Regions from separate parts of the Homo sapiens genome. Here region 1 is linked to region 2. A link is an interaction called in ENCODE POLR2A ChIA-PET data of the cell type or tissue named here. Cell type or tissue: HepG2. All regions are shown on one strand. Links, peaks and the distances in the headings refer to the core of each region. The heading gives the core; the rest is flanking DNA.

What was found. Peaks named below come from ENCODE experiments on the same cell type or tissue, not always from the same donor. Only the 100,000 strongest peaks of a DNase experiment are listed, where the experiment ranks them.
Region 1: POLR2A ChIA-PET joins it to region 2 with 8 read pairs; 2 of 35 experiments call an interaction of 5 or more read pairs at or near these places.

What each region holds. Positions count from the first base shown.
Region 1 is chr5:38,057,786-38,063,172 of GRCh38, forward strand. The region is part of intron 2 of LINC02107 (long intergenic non-protein coding RNA 2107); the gene reads left to right. Among named protein-coding and RNA genes, the nearest start is that of LINC02107, 35 kb to the left of the region's middle. In HepG2, for the core only: no CTCF peak of the experiment used is centred there; a DNase peak (open chromatin) is centred at 2,766.
Region 2 is chr5:38,145,784-38,151,170 of GRCh38, forward strand. All of the region lies in intron 2 of LINC02107 (long intergenic non-protein coding RNA 2107), which reads left to right. It overlaps LINC02119 (long intergenic non-protein coding RNA 2119), which reads left to right and starts at 2,697. Exons shown (of 2, transcript NR_134272.1): 1 at 2,697-2,818. RefSeq lists a silencer at 2,284-2,578. In HepG2, for the core only: no CTCF peak of the experiment used is centred there; DNase peaks (open chromatin) are centred at 1,448, 2,538 and 3,528; H3K4me3 peaks cover 876 bases.

The DNA of each region.
Region 1 (5,387 bases), core at 132-5,131, 88 kb before region 2:
AGTGGTATCTTTAATGAGCAGAAGCTTTTAATTTTGATGAAAGTAAACATTATTTTTCTCTCTGTTAGTGCTTTTGGTATTCTGACTAAAAAAAATCTTTGACTATCCCAGTCATAATGATATTCTTTTGGTTTTTTTCTAGAAGCTTTAGACTTATTTTTGGCATTTAGATCTATAATCATCCCAAAATAATTTCTTGCATGCTATAATGTAGGATACTAACATCAGTTTTTTTTCTATACAGACGTACATTTGTTCCAGCACCATTTGCTGTTATAGCACTATTGGTATTTTTGCGATGAATTACACTGAATTTTGTTGAAAATCAATTGATTATATGTAAATGAGTCTATTCATGGATGCTATTTTTTTTTCATTGATCTATTTGCTTTTCCTTGTGCCAACACATTATCTTAATTGATGCAACACTACAAGTTTCAAAATCTGCAAAGAAACCTGCTAGGGGTTTGATTGATATTATGTATAATCTATAGAGTAATTTGGAAATATGAATATCTTATCAATAATGAATTCTTTAATCTTTGCATGTGGTATATTTCTCCACTTATTTAGGTCTTTTAAAATTTCTCTCAGCAATAATTTTGTAGTTTACAAGCATAGAGGACTTGCGTATATTTTTAAAATTTTATTCTTAGATGTTTGAATCATTTCGAGCTATTATAAATGACTTAAAAACTTTCTCATTTTCCAATTTATTTTTGTTGCTAGGGTACAAAAGAAGTACAATGGGGCAGGTGTGGTGGTTCACACCTGTGATTCCCATGCTTTGGGAGGCTGAGGAGGGAGGATCATTTGAGGCAGGAGTTTGAGATCAGACTGGGCAACACAACTAGATCCCATCTCTACAGAAAAATGTCCAGTTGATTTTCGTATATTGCCATCGTATCCCATGACCTGGCTAAATTCACTCAGTAATCCTGGTAGTCCCAGTAGTTTGTCGTTTCCTTTAGATTTTCAACATATATAGTTATACTGTTTGCAAAAAGCTACTATTATTTCTCCCTCATCAATCTTGATACCTTTTATTCTTGGTTTTACATAATTCTTCTTTCCTGGTATATGCATTTAAAGCTATCACTTTTCCTCTAAGTACTGCTTCAGCTATATCCCACAAATTTTGATATGTTCTGGTTTCATTATTACTCAGTACAAATTATTTTATAAATTTTGTTGTCATTTCTTCTTTGATCCAAGGCTTATTTAGAAGTATACGACTTAATTTCTAAATAATTGAGGATTTTCTAGTCATCATTTTATTTTTAATTTCTAATTGAATTCCATTTTGAAGGGAAAATATATTCTGAGAGTTTCAGTTACATATTTATTTATGGTAGTTCTTTTGCCATTAACCCATGTGTCTTTGACACTGTGTTCAATATTTTAATTCTTTTTTCCTTTTGTACTTAACTTTGGTTATTTTTTATTGAGTTCCTCATCCTTCATGTTTCTAATCCTTCTTTTGCTTCCAGTCTGTTCTCAAGTTTATTCCCTGCATTCTTTGTTTCAGAAAAATTCTTCTATTCTATAATTTCTCTTTGGGTCTTCTTTAGAGCTTCAGTTTCTCCAATAAAATTCTTCTCTGTTCACCTATTGTGTCCAACTTTATTTCTAAATTCTGTAACATATTTAAGATATTTATTTTAGAGACCTACTGACTGCAATATCCAGTCATCAGTGGGCCTGCCTCTATTGACTGTTTTCTTTTTTTGATTATGGGTCATATTTTCATTCTTCTTTACATGTCTCATCGTGTGTGTGTGTGTGTGTGTGTGTGTGTGTGTGTGACATTTTAAATGAGAGACCAATAGGGACTAGATTCTTTATTTTTGTTTTATTTTTCCTAGAGAGAACCTTCCCTTTCTTCAGTGCAAAAGCTTGGGAAAGATATTTTTATCCATATCCTATCATGGAGTTTAGCAGAGCTGAGACTGGGAGAAAAGATTAATTAATTTCAGTTTACTTCTTGCTAGTGAGATTATGAAGATTTCTCTTGGCCTTTCAGCGTAACCCCCCAACTTCTTGTTTCACATCTGTCTACAGGGCTAATCTCTTTGGTCCTTTCAAGATTAGAACTAGAAGGGTATTTGGTATAGCGCTAGTGAGTTTAATTTCACCTCTGGATTCAACTTCAGAAACGCTCTGGAATGTAAGCAGCACAAGGGTTGGGGAGCTCTCTCTACTTTCCAGCTCTGCCCCAACTGCCACTGATTCCGCAAAATTCCCACGGGGGAGAACTGTTGTTCCGAGAGATTTATTTTTGTGTTTGGGAGTCTTTCAGATTCCAGTATTTCACATTAGCCCACACCATTGTTGAAAGTTTGGCTGATTTCTCCTCATTCCAGCAAACTTTATCTCATGTCAGGGCTGCTCTTCCTCCTGCCTGTACTCAAGCAAGGCAACTTGCCCTGAGTATGAAAAGAGTTACCACTTTTTGCTCGTCTTTGAAGGGTATGCTCATTACTGGAATTCGTTTATTTAAACTTTGTGTGTGTGTCTATTGCTGTTTGATGACTTTAAAGAAATATATAATTTTTAGCTTATTGTTTTCTTTTTTTATGATGAAAATGACAATGTTTATGTCTTTCTATAGCTTAACCAGAAAGAGGACTTCCATAGTTTCTTAGAATTTTGTCTTAGATTAGCTCTGGGAGGCAAGTGTGAGGCCTCAGAGCAACATAAAATATTCACAATTCTGTCTTTAGACTTATTTACACTTAGAATGCCAGTTGCCTGAGTCATGAGCAGTATTTGGCCTTGTGGAGTATTGCGGTTGTTTTAATCCCCCCGCCCCAACAAGCAGTTACTTTTACTGCATAAGCCTATTCCATATACCCTTTTCTTTCTTCAAATCCAGTTCAAGTCATGATCATTTTTCCTTTGATCCATCTCCACTGGCACCATCCTGATCTAAACTCCCATCATTGCCAAGTAAAAGCAGTAGCTTATTCCTGACATACTGTGAGTTTCTCCATAACCCCTCTCGGCTCTATCTCATCCAGTCCCCACACTACATCCAGACTGATGGTTACAAAACTATAATTCTGATCATTTCACCCTCCTGCTTACAAACTCAGTGGCTTCTCATTGCTTATAAGGTGCAGACAAAATTCAACAATTGTGTGCTCTCCAGCCCTGTCTTGCATCTAGCTCCTGTTAACAATGGTCCGTTAGTTTTCTTTTAATCTCTACACTCTTTGCTTTCTCTTGCCGTATGGTCTTTGTACATGCAGTTACCTCTACCTGGAATATCATTTCTCCTCTTTACCTAGTTAATGCCTGTGCTATTCCTTTTCAAACCTAACCTATGCATCACTTCTTAGAGAAGACTTTCCTGATCTCCGTAGCTATTTCAGATCCTCCTATCTGGTTTTATACCATTTGTAGTCACTTGACCCAGTGATGAATTTTGTATTATTTATAAGATTATCTAATTATTGGCAATCTCTTCCATGAGACTAGAAGCTCCAATGAGAGCACAGAAAAGTCTTCGTTTTCTGGGTCATCACTTCATTCCAAATGCCTACAACAGTGACTAGCATTTAATAAAATGTATGGAATGACTTAATAAACAAATTAATGAATTTGGAAAAAGACAAATGTATTTCATTTCTTTAACCTGGGATCTAATCTTTAGATAGTTCCTGCATGCATGCATTTATTCTAACTATCTATGTATCTTTATCACCATTTATTTATTTGATTTTCTAAAATCTTTAGAAGAAGGCTCTTGGACATTAAATCTTATCTAAGGAGTTTGTCTTAAATCAGATTTAACACATAAGGCTACATACTAAGTAGGAAATTTGACTACTTTTAAACTCTGAGAGTTGAGCGTGATAAGTATGCTATTTAGTTCACCATAGCAAAGGAATATGTTTCATAGAGCAATAAAGGACTTCTCTAATTCTTTCTCTGCTGGTTGCATTGACATGTTTATTTCTCCTGACCTAGATAACTGGACTGAATGGGAATTGAACATTTGCCAATTAATTAGCAACTTAAATCACTTGTGAAAATGGCTGTAAAAAAAATCGATTCAAGCTGACATAGTTGACTTTTCAGATGTCATGTAAACCTAAGTGGTGTTTTCTTTTTCTGTGGTGGTGTCCAAGGACTTAAGATTATTAAAGACCTTTCCCATAGAGTTCTTCTTCAAAGACTGGGTCTAGTTATCTAAGTTATTCTTAAATTATCTCCAGGTTTCCAATTCTATTTCTCATCAGTCTCTTGATCCAGTGTGCAATTACTGGCAATGAAAATGGTAGAATTGTAAAAGAAGCATCTCTCCTTCAAAAGTTAAGAAGATTGAATTTTACGCTCACATGGGATCAATTTTAATATTTTGGTTCCTAATAATTCTTTGGCACAACATCTCAAATGCTACTGGCACCCCCTAGACGACTCAGGGTTGAGAGACTCACAAGTGTCTCGATCAGTGGCCTTGTCCTAGCACTTTAAATCTCAGGGATAGCACACGTGGCCACACCTTCTCACCATAGGTTTGAGATCCTCTGCTGACCCCTCTTCTTATTCATGGTAGAGGTATTGCTTGAGCAAAAGCAAGAAGACATAATTATACTGTCTGCTGACAGGAAGGAAGAGTCAGCTACACCCTGCCATATCTTCCTCTTCTTCTTCTTCTTCTTTTTTTTAAGAACAAGTAAGTAAGTTCAAGAAAGACCAGACTGTATCCTTAATACTTAATTTTCTTGGCATCTTAATATGATTAACTGGAATTGAGCCAATCTGGAATGGCTTAAAATGTCAAGAAATGCCTGTTTGTGGTTTGTATAAGTGTGTGTGTGTGCACATGAATCCATGTGACATATGTTGTAAAAGAGAATAATTACTCTGTGCTAGAACATGTTTCCAAAGAACACAGGTCTTAAGAAAATGGAATTATTTTTCTGATGGTCTACTAATTCCTAAGCATTTCCCCTCCTTTTAACATCTCTCTCTTCTACATTTGTGTAAACATTTGTGTTCTAGAACATGTTTCTTGTTCAAGAAACCATGAACAAAAATTTTAATACTATTTTATTAATTATATTCTTAAGGAATATTATTAGTGAGGTTTTTATTCACTGCATATGAAATCCTGAGCCCTGCATAGACAGAAAGACAATATAATTTCTTAATATTCACTAGTTCAGCAATTTCTTGAGCACCTAATATGTTCAAGGTATTATATTAGGTGCTATTAATTATCCATTAACATGGAGAAAAAAATTATAATTTTTGTTGAAAAATACCACTGGCCTCCTTTTTTCTGGGTCCCTCATGTCTTGATTACTTAGGTTAGGCCCCTCAATGAAGGAGAGATTTTTGTGCCTTATGATATTCCAAAGGTAATAATTAAAATAAAG
Region 2 (5,387 bases), core at 162-5,161:
ATGATTTAATGACTCTATGCACACGTGTATCAAATTTTCCAACAGTAGCCATACCAGATTTCTTTCAGTGGCATAGAATCTATTTAATTGCTTGATCTTTGTAAACTAGCATCCAAGCTCATGCAGAATGTGTGGGAAGCATTCTCAGATGCTACACTTCTCTTTGCCACCGAAAGCCTCACCGACTCATATCCCTGTTTCTCAGAAACAGGAATAAGGAGATACAGTCACACACTGCATAATGATGCTTTGCCCAGTGATGGTCCACATGTAGGACGGTGGTCTCATATGAAAAAACCAGTAGGGAACAGTGGCATGTGCCTGTAATCCCAGCTACTCAGGAGACTAACATGGGAGGATCACTTGAGCTCAGAAGTTTGAGGCTACAATGAGCCACAACTGTGCCACTGCACTCCAGCCTGGGTGACAGAGCAAAACTCTGTCTCAAAAAGAAAAAAAAAAAGAAAAAGAAAGTCTAGCACAACTATTATGCATTGTACATGTACATAATACTTAAAAATGATAATAAACAACGTTACTGACTTATACATAATTTTCATCACTATTTTAGAGTACTCCTTTTACTTATTTAAAAAAAAAACTGTAAAACAGCCTCAGGAAGGTCCTTTAGGAGGTATTCCAGAAGAAGGCATTGTTATCGTAGGAGACAACAGCTTCACGCGTGTAACTGCCTCTGAAGACCTTCCAGTGGGACAAGATGTGGAAGTGGAAGACAGTGATATTGATGATCCTGACCCTGTGTAGGCCTAGGCTAATGTTTGCATTTGTGTCTTAGTTTTTAACAAAAAAGTTTAAAAAGTAAAAAAGAATTTAATAGAAAAAAGCTTATAGAGTAAAGATATAAAGAAAGAAAATATTTTTGTACAGCTGTACAATGTATTCGTGTTTTAAGCTAAACGTTATTACAAAAGAGTCAAAAAGTTAAAAAAATTAAAAAGTTTATAAAGTAAAAAAGTTTCAGTAAGCTAAGGGTAATTTATTATTGAAGAAAGAAAAAAATTTTAAATAAATTTAGTGTAGCCTAAGTGTCCAGTGTTTATAAAGTCTACGGTTGTGTACAGTAATGTCCTAGGCCTTCACATTCACTCACCACTCACTCACTCACTCACCCAGAACATCTTCCAGGCCTGCAAGCTCCAATCACGGTAAGTGCCCTATACAAGGGTACCCGTTTTAATGTTTTATACTGTATTTTTACTGTATCTTTTCTATGTTTAGATTCAAAAATGCTTACCATTGTGTTATAATTGCCTACAATATTGAGTACAGTAACATGCTGTACAGGTTTGTAGGGTAGGAGCAATAGGCTATACCTTATATCCTAGGTGTATAGTAGGCTATACCATCTAGGTTTGTGTAAGTACACTATGATGTTCACACAAGGACAAAGTCGCCAAATGATGCATTTCAGAAGGAATGTATCCCTACCATTAAGTGACGTATGACAATAGTTTCTTTTCCCCTCTTCCCTCCTCTTTGATGTTGAAGAATGGCTTGGCAGAGCCTGGAGGTCAGTCACATAATGAAATGGTTGACTCCTAACTCTAAGATGTGGATTTCTTTGGTACAGAGAGCTGTTCTTCAAAGTCTTAAATATACAAGAATCCCAGCTTGGGCTCCCAGAGATATTAGGTGTTTTTCTCACCTCCTTATTTCCCTCTTGTTCAATAGTATTCACTATTCCATTGTGAAGTCTCCCCCAGGTCATTTTTGGTTGATTCTGGGCATCTTTCTTGATCATCCCAGCTCTTCCCACTGGTTGGGATACACTAGGAGCTTTTCCAAAATTTGATCTTGGGCTCTGCTATACCGGCATGCTGCCTCAAACAGACAGTCCCTTGACTTACCATAAGTCAATTCCATTGTCCAGCTTCTTAAATAGAAATCATTTGGTCGTTTTAATATTTTGACTGCTCATTCCTGCATTTATATATAATTATGCTTAGACTGCCTTTTTCTACCATGTGCAAATTCAACATGAAAACACTTCTCTCTTTAGCTTTAGCCTCACTGGCTATGCTGAGCCAAAGCTTTTGTTTTCTGTCTAGCTTATCCACCACCCACTTCATTTGACCTTATAAACATGTTTAAATAGATTTCTCGGATAATGACCATTCTAGCTGGCAACTTCCCGTTTAGATATTATAGCAGGCACAGTGCAAATTAGAGGGCAGAGCAAAAGCACTAAGAATCATGAGACCCTGGATAAATATAGTAGACCCGCTCAGCCTCATAGGACAAGGCTGGGTTCTTACCCCAGTTTACCCACTGACTCAGGGGGTGACTCTGGGGAAGTCCGAGTAAAACAATCATTGGTTTCATCTACTGGTGACTCAGTCATGTTGATCTCGATAAATGGGGGCAAAAGAAGGAGTCCGCTGTCACGGAGACACCTCATTTCCATCCTGGATATTTCACTGTTCCCTGGGTTGGCCTCTGAGTTCACTGGGAGGAAAACAAAGATGCCCTTTGTGCACTATTGAAGGCAGGCTGGGGCAACTGGCCGTATCAGCAATGAGAGGAATCTTTTAAAGGTTAGCAGATGGGCAAATAGGAAGAGCTGTTCAACCTGATATTAAAAGGTTGCGTTTCAAAGGTGGCTTTGTTCAATTCGGTGTTATCTTGCTTTAATATTTTCCACTGCTCTGCGATTTTGCTAATAGACCGTTCCACCAGTGATGAGAGCATTCAGTGAGAGCCTGGTGTTCTGCTCAGTACCAAGTGCAGCACTTTCACATGCTTGATGCTCAATGAATGTTGAAGGAGAGAGTGAATGGATACAGAGCTGAATGAGTAGGTATGGTTACATTGTAAATGGCCTTGCTCACATTCTTTGACAGCAGCTTTCTTTGCTGACTTGATTTTCCAAATGTCAGAATTGTCAAATCTGAGCTTCTTCAAGTTTTCTTTCTTTTCCTGATTTCTAGAGTAAGGGTTGGTTTAGTAAGCATTTTCAGTGACTCTCTGATCATCTGATGGGTCTTTTAGATTCAGCTATTTGCAGGAGATCATATTTTTGTGACCTAGAAGGGAAATTTTTTTGGATAAATTTTCATGAGTCTTTATTAAATAAACTTAGCATATCCTCCTTCCTCATTCCATAGAAATAGATCTCCATACTTTCTGAGTTGGAATAAGGAAATGAAATAATATAATATATAAAGTTGTACAGTAATTTGATGAGCAACTAGATTAATTGTTCTTCAAAATGCAGAAAATAAACCAGTATACTAAAGGAAAAATGCAACTTGCAAAATAAATTACTGTATAAAAAAACTTAAACATTCATATTTTTCCCTTTGAGGGAGAAGAGGCAACTTCAGATGGGTGAATGACATCATTGTTGACTAGTTAATAAAATCATCTTATATAATATAGTTCTTATACACTTTTTTTGTTGTCCTGAATACCTTTACGTCCTGATAAAAATTGCTTGAGGCATGAGGAACAAGTGTTCGGTACTCTTTGAAGAGATGTGGTAACTAAGCATTGGGGGTTGGCCTTGTTGCCTAAGATCACACAGTTTGCAGCTGAACTGAAACTAGAAACCGGGGATGCTGGATCAGAGTCCAGTACTCTTTAGAATATTAGAAAGAAGGAAAGTCAGCTGGGTGCGGTGGCTCGCACCTGTAATCTCAGCTCTTTGGGAGGCTGAGGCAGGCAGATCACTTGAGGTCAGGAGTTTGAGACCAGTCTGGCCAACATGGTGAAACCCCGTCTCTACTAAAAATACAAAAATTAGCCAGGAGTGCTGGCACATGCCTGTAATCCCAGCTACTTGGGAGACTGAGGCAGGAGAATTGCTTGAACCTGGGAGGGGGAGGTTGCAGTGAGCCGAGATTGGGCCATAGCATTCCAGCCTGGGCGAAGAAGCGAGACTCCATCTCAAAAAAGAAAGAAAGAAAGAAAGTCAGATGCACAAAATATGAATGGAAGAAGAGCTAATAATAATGAAATGTTTTTGGTAGGGTTTACCTCAATGAAAAGCAAAATCACCTCCACTATTTTCTCCCAATTGAATGAAATGTTCTAAGTATCAATCTAGGAGTTCCATAAAAGCAAGGACTGTGCCTCCTTCAGATCTCCTGGATCTAACCCAATTTCTCATGTAGTAGGTCCTAAACACATGCTTGATGAATGAATAGATAACTTTCCACAATGTCTTCTGTTGTTAGCTCCTTCTCTTATCCCTTAATAATCCTTTCACATATTTCCTCCCTCTGGGTGGACCATAAGTCAACTTCAAGATTAGACATGTGGCATAACATCATTGTGAATACATATTTATTGAGCACAGTGAGGAAGCAAGAGTTGAAGCAAGGGTTATATTTGTCTTCTTGGATTCCACTCCTTCATAAATAAAGAAAACACAACTAGTAGAACTTTTGGGGTTGAAGAGACTTTAGAGATCATGTAGTATATTTCCTTCAGCTGAAGTGCAAAGGTATGAAATGGCTAAGGAAGGCCTCATAAGGAGATGGGAGCAGTGCTGATATGAGATTGGCATCTCCCAAATTCCAGTCCCGTGTTTGTTCTAATGCACCACCTCTTGCCTTTCTGGTGCATGTGTATATGTGTATATATCTATATCCATATCCATATCTATAGCTATCTTGAAATGAGTTGGTCATTCTTGTCTAAATTTGAGTAACATCAAGGTCCCCGAAATTCAACAGGAAGGGTAACATATATTGCAAATGGTCTCTTTTCAATGAAATATGTTTTTGATTAGTATCTTATCAACAGTTTTCATAAGCAGTATAAGAAATGAAAATGATCACGTAGCACTAGTTGGACATTCACTTTGACTGCTTGTCAATCATTAAGTGTTCATTCACATGCCATGATGGACTGTAGGGCACCCTGTTGGATGCTGGAGGAGTAGGGATAAGAAGAAGGATGAGGCAAAATCCCTGTCTTCAAGGATCATGCAGTCAGTTTGGAAAATTAATATTTACATAAAAATGAATAACATGAGTGTCCATTAAATGGTAGAAGTGCAGGTAATAGTGCTGCCATCTCACTGCATTAGGGAGGCCTTTCTGGAGGAGGATGTATTTATGCATATAAAGGATTGGCCAAGCTAAAACAAGTGAAGGAGACTACTTTGGTGGGTCAGGGATGCAGAGAAAATGACAAAATCAAATGCCAATAATTCTAATGGTTTTCAAGATTCCTTAAAGTATTTTGGCCATCGGTTTTCAAGTATAGACTATAATTTGCACTACGTATGTACTAATCCTATTGTATTTAGGTTTTAGCGTTGACTCTCACAAAACCATAATCTGAAAGGCTCCTGTGACAGGCATTGACAGCTATATAGAACAACCTTTGGCTAAAGGATGGGCATCTCTGACCAGTAGTGT